Regions from separate parts of the Homo sapiens genome. Here region 2 is linked to region 1. Evidence: read pairs that join two places in POLR2A ChIA-PET (ENCODE). Cell type or tissue: A673. All regions are shown on one strand.

The links. ChIA-PET counts read pairs that join two places held together with the same protein. Peaks named below come from ENCODE experiments on the same cell type or tissue, not always from the same donor. Only the 100,000 strongest peaks of a DNase experiment are listed, where the experiment ranks them.
Region 2: POLR2A ChIA-PET joins it to region 1 with 14 read pairs; 1 of 35 experiments calls an interaction of 5 or more read pairs at or near these places.

Annotation. Positions count from the first base shown.
Region 1 is chr11:45,895,303-45,897,802 of GRCh38, forward strand. All of the region lies in intron 1 of MAPK8IP1 (mitogen-activated protein kinase 8 interacting protein 1), which reads left to right. Among named protein-coding and RNA genes, the nearest start is that of FREY1, 11 kb to the right of the region's middle. RefSeq lists enhancers at 220-1,091, 1,092-1,961. In A673, no CTCF peak of the experiment used is centred here; a DNase peak (open chromatin) is centred at 1,263.
Region 2 is chr11:45,753,463-45,755,962 of GRCh38, forward strand. No RefSeq gene overlaps it. Among named protein-coding and RNA genes, the nearest start is that of LINC02690, 3.1 kb to the left of the region's middle. RefSeq lists an enhancer at 2,374-2,500. In A673, no CTCF peak of the experiment used is centred here; DNase peaks (open chromatin) are centred at 1,109 and 1,529; H3K27ac peaks cover 1,913 bases.

The DNA of each region.
Region 1 (2,500 bases):
AGCCATGTGTGAGGAGACACAGATGTGTGCAGGGGGGCTGGGCACCATGGCTCACGCCTGCAATCCCAGCACTTTGAGAAGCCGAGGCGAGCAGATCACCTGAGGTCAGGAGTTCAAGACTAGCCTGGCCAACATGGTGAAACCCTGTCTCTACTAAAAATACAAAAATTAACCAGGTATGGTGATGCACACCTGCAATCCCAGCTACTCAAGAGGCTGAGGCAGGAGAATCACTTGAACCCAGGTGGCAGAGGCTGCGGTGAGCCAAGATCATGTCATTGCTCTCCAGCCTGGGTGACAGAGCGAAAGGCCGTCTCAAAAAAAAAAAAAAATATATATATATATATATATATATATATGTGCAGAGGTCACTGGCAGAGCAGGGGCATTTCAGGGCACCTCTGGGTCAGCGGTCCTGCAGCTCTCCCATGCCATCTGAGTACCAGGGGCTCCCTTTTGCACCACTGGCCTTCTCGGTGACCATCTGGGCAACCAGTGTGAATTGAACACTTACTTGGTGCTGGCCACTGGGTTTTTGTCCCTGAGCCTGAGATGCCACCCTGCCCTGGCCGGACGGAGGAGGGCTGCTCTGGCTTCTGGGCCAGGCCCTCCTCCCCACTTCCACCCCAGCTGGCCAGCCACACCCTCCCCATGGCCTGGGGAACCACCACCCTTGGGCTGCAGGTCAGACGTGACCCTACAGGGCACCTTGTCCATCCAGCCCCCATTCCCCACCCCTCTGTGCAGTGCCCTCCAGGGGCCTCCAGGTTCTGTTTATGTCATTCCAAAGGGAGAGGAAGCTCATTACCACACAGCAGCCCTTCCAGCTCTGCTCTAAGGGCCCAAACACTGGCCTGCCCTTAGCTGTGGCTCTGGTGCCTCCTGCTTCCATAGGCCCTGCCTTCCTGGGTCCTGAAGGCTCAAGCTCTGGCTGCAGAAGGAGGCAGCCCAGATCAAACCCAGTTTGGATGCAGCCTGGGCCCACAGAAGCCTCTCTGATGAGGTCGGGGGGCTGAGCCTATGGCAGTGCAAACCGAGTGTTCATTCTTAGGGTGTTTGGGAAGCCCCCCTTCATCTCCCACCTGGCACCCTGACTGGGGAACTGGCCCTTTAAAGCCAACCAAGGGCTGGCTTTTGGGGGGAAACATCCTAGATTTCTGCCATCTACTTACAAGCCTGGGCCAGGGAGGGGGGGCCACTCAGCCCCCGACAGGGGCATTGGAAGGGCAGGTGGAGCCAGTGGCATTGATTGCAGTAACCTGATCCCGTGAGGGAGGCGGCCACAGCGGCAGCAGCGCAAGGGCCAGGCCAGCCGGGAGGAAGGTGCCTGCAGCTGAGGGCTGCGCTGGGAAGAGCTGGGGCTGGGACCCGGGTCGGCAGCTGCAGCCTCCTCTCCTGGCCTGTCTATTTTTAATGAGCTCCCCAGGCTTCTGCAGCAGGCAGGACGCAGAAAGACAGGCCCAAGCGGTGGAGGCCAGAGGCCCCCAGCCCTGCCTTGAGCCCTGGCCCCCCCACCCTTCCGGGCATGAGAGGGCAGCCCTGGGGCCCCGCAGCCCCCCGGCCGGGCAGGGCTCTCCATGCAGCTGGTGCTGAAGATGGATTCGAGCCCAGACAATGACAGCTGGTTGGAGGATCAATGGGAGCGCTGGTAGGGGCTACCGGGGCTGGCGGGGGTGGAGACCGAGTTGGGGTGAGCTCCATCGAGCTCAGGGTCTCTGATCTGAATGAGGCGAGTGGCAGGGAGTCTGGGCCTCCTAGGTTCCCCTGGGGGCTAAGCCACCATCTCTCCTGGGTGACCTTGAACTAGTGGGTTTCCCTTGCTCTGTGCCTCAATTTCTTGGACTTATTTGGGAAAAGGCTCATACATTCTCCCCAACTTCCTAAATGTTCTACCCCCCCACCACCCCCCCAGCAAGCCAGGCAGAGTGCCCAGGACCTAGAGGTGAGCAAGAGACAGGCTGCCTTGCAGTGGCTGGCCCAGCCCTGCATTCTGAGGTGGGGACTCAGGGCTGGCCTAGGGAGAGGGGGGTTCTAGTGGAGCTGGTTAGTATTCTGGTGCCCTGGTGCTCTGAGCTGTCTCCCAAGGTTGTAACACCTCTGGTCCCACCTGGGGCTTCTCCTGACCCCATCTGTGCAGCCTCCTGTTCAGGGTCCTTACACTGGATAAGGAGAAGATGTTGTGGTTGAAGAGATGAGACCACCAAGTGCACAGCATGAGGCTGGAGTCCTTTCTGGAATAGGCTGAAACTACCCACACTGACACCAGATTTTCCTTCGCTTGTTCCCTGGGCTCAAGGGGCATGAGTCTTCCTGAGCTGGGGCGTGGGGCACTCCTCTGAGGCTGCTGCCGGCGCCTCGGGTCTTGCTACTGCAGGGATTGCACTGGGAGCTCCCCTACTCCAGGCTGCTCTTCTCAAGTCCACATTCTCCATGGTGAACTGGCCTTGGCACCTGCCTTGACCCTGGGAGGAGGCTCTGACCAGTTGGGCCTTCTAAGCAC
Region 2 (2,500 bases), 140 kb before region 1:
TGGGAAGAAGTTAGGTCTTGCAGGTTGCAGAAAATGTCATCATCAGGAGAAGGAGGAAAGGCATTTTAGCTGAAGAAATGGCAAAAGCAAAGGCTAGGAAGAGTAAAACTTCCAGTACTCTAGAAAATCCCAAGTGGTCTCTGTGGCAGAGGTGAAGAGATGTGACACAGACCTTACACAGGAGCAGCAGGAAGCCATCCCAAGTTTGAAAGTAGGGAAAGGACATGAGGAGAGCAGAACCTACAAAGATTTCTCCAGGCAGACGTGAAGGAGAAGTACTAGAGTCCAGGAGACACCTTAGGAAGCTACTGTAATCACACAGGAGTGACACGAGGAGGACCCCACAGGAGGGTGGACGGAGGGGAGAGGGAATTACAAGAAGTATTTCATATGTAAATGGCAGGAGTTTATGATGTTTCTCAATCCATAGACTTACTTTCTAGAGCTAGATGAGGTTCCTCAGCTTACAGATGGGGAAACCGAGGCACAGCTAGGGGAAGTGAGGGTTTCCAGGACAATAGGTTTATGACTTGAAGTTTTCTCTGGGCCTCCTGGGAGAGGAGGCTCAATCCTTCCAAGATCTGACCTTTTTTAACTCTTAATTCAGACAATTCCCAACTGAGGGGGATGGGCAAAGGTGAGGCTGTGGCCCAAGAAACCCCTGCAGGAAGAAAAGAGGGAGGAAGAGGACGACCCCCTTTGGTATCTGGATGCTGAGAGTCCCACTCTGAGATCCCAGCCTCCTTAAAGAGAGCACTCTTGGTCCCAGACTCGAGCATGGCTGTCCTGCAGGGAGCTTGGGGCAGTGCTCAGGCCCTGGGAGGGGTGTCTGGTGGTGGGCAAGGTGCCACCACGAGCTGGTCCAGGAAGTGCCTCTGTCACGTGCGTGCCTCCCCAGTGTCCTGTCCCACACCTGGCACCATGGCAGCACTGGGACAAGCACAGCGCTGGACTCAGGAGTCAAGAGCCCTGGAATCTACTGCCTTTCTGTCCTGCCACTCAGCAAGCTGGCCTTGAGCTTGCCACTAGCACTCCCATGTGATAAGGCCCATGAAGGCATGAACTCACACTGAGGAATGCTATGCTAAACACGGCCCTCTTCCTGGAGAGGAAAATGGAAAAGCCCCAGGCGGGGGAGTATTATCACAAAACTGTCAGCATGTCTACATTTATCAGATTAGTTAAAAGAAGAGACAGGGCTGATCGTAATCATTCCCGAAATATGTGCAACTATTCAGCTTGCAACTACTCCCACACACAGGCCTCTCATTTGACTTTCAAAAATTAAAACAAAAACACTCAGGACAGGTGCTGCTATTCCATTTTACAGGAAGCAGGTTCTGAGAGATTCAGACTCAATCCATATGTATTAAGTGTCCATCTCACGCCAGCGCCTGGACAGAGGTACCAGCAGCTGCTAGAATACAGTTAGATCCGTTCGCACTGGTCCAAAAAGATACTCCATGAGAACAGGGTTACATGTCAAACAAGCTTAGGAAATACTCCAGACTTTATCCCTCCCGCTTCTGATGAATCGCTGTGCCTATTAAATTACTCAAGGCCCTGCCTGGGAAGTCCTGCTTAGCTCTGTTCAACATCTCTCCCAAGTACATGGCCATGGAACCGCCTTTTACACACAACTTCTTAACAGCCTGCAGAACTTGGGTTTTGTGGAACACATTCTTGCAAATGCTGACCTGAGCAGTAGAAACAGAGCACTGAAGATGGGATTTCAGACAATCAGATGAAGAATACATCCTGGGGCAGCATCTTGCCTCTGTCTATCAACTCACAGCAGAAGCATCTGCCTTTTCCTGGGCTTCGGAATACAGCGAGCTGATGGGGCCAAGTTCTGTGGGACTGTTAGTTGTAGTCTCAGCTGGCAAGTCAAGGACCAAGCCTCGGCTGCATCAGAGCTTGTCTGTGGCTCTGGACCCGTCGTTTTCAGGTGGGCGCAGGGTCAGGCATCTGGAACAGCCAAGACACAGATGTTCCAGCCACTCTTGGATCCCCGCCTGGGCTCCTGCCTTCCCTAATTCCAATATTTGGCTGCCGCTCTCGCCTAATTCATATTCCAATGTCAACACTGCATAATCTCCCCCAAACACTGACAGCCTTGGAGTGGGAAAGGGGAAGGGACAGCTGATGAGCAGGGGCGGTAGAGACCCAGGCAGAGGCAGAGGCAGAGGCAGAGGCAGAGGCGGAGGGAGCGTGGGGGGAGGAGATGGGCAGAAGACAGGAAGTTCCCCAAAGCCCTTAGCAGGCAGCACTCCCCCAGACTCTCAGCTGAGAGAAGAGGACCTCCAAGGAGTCCCAGAGGCACCCAGCCGCCACCCCGGGCAGTCAGTGCCACAAGACAGAGAAGGGAAACAGAGCCCCCACAGTGGTCAGGCTGGGCTGCCTGGGAGGGGAGTCTTGTATGCTATGCAGGAAAGAGAGCAAGACCGCCAGTCAGGACCCTTGGTCAAGCTCCAGCTCTGCCCCTAACTAGCTGTGTGAC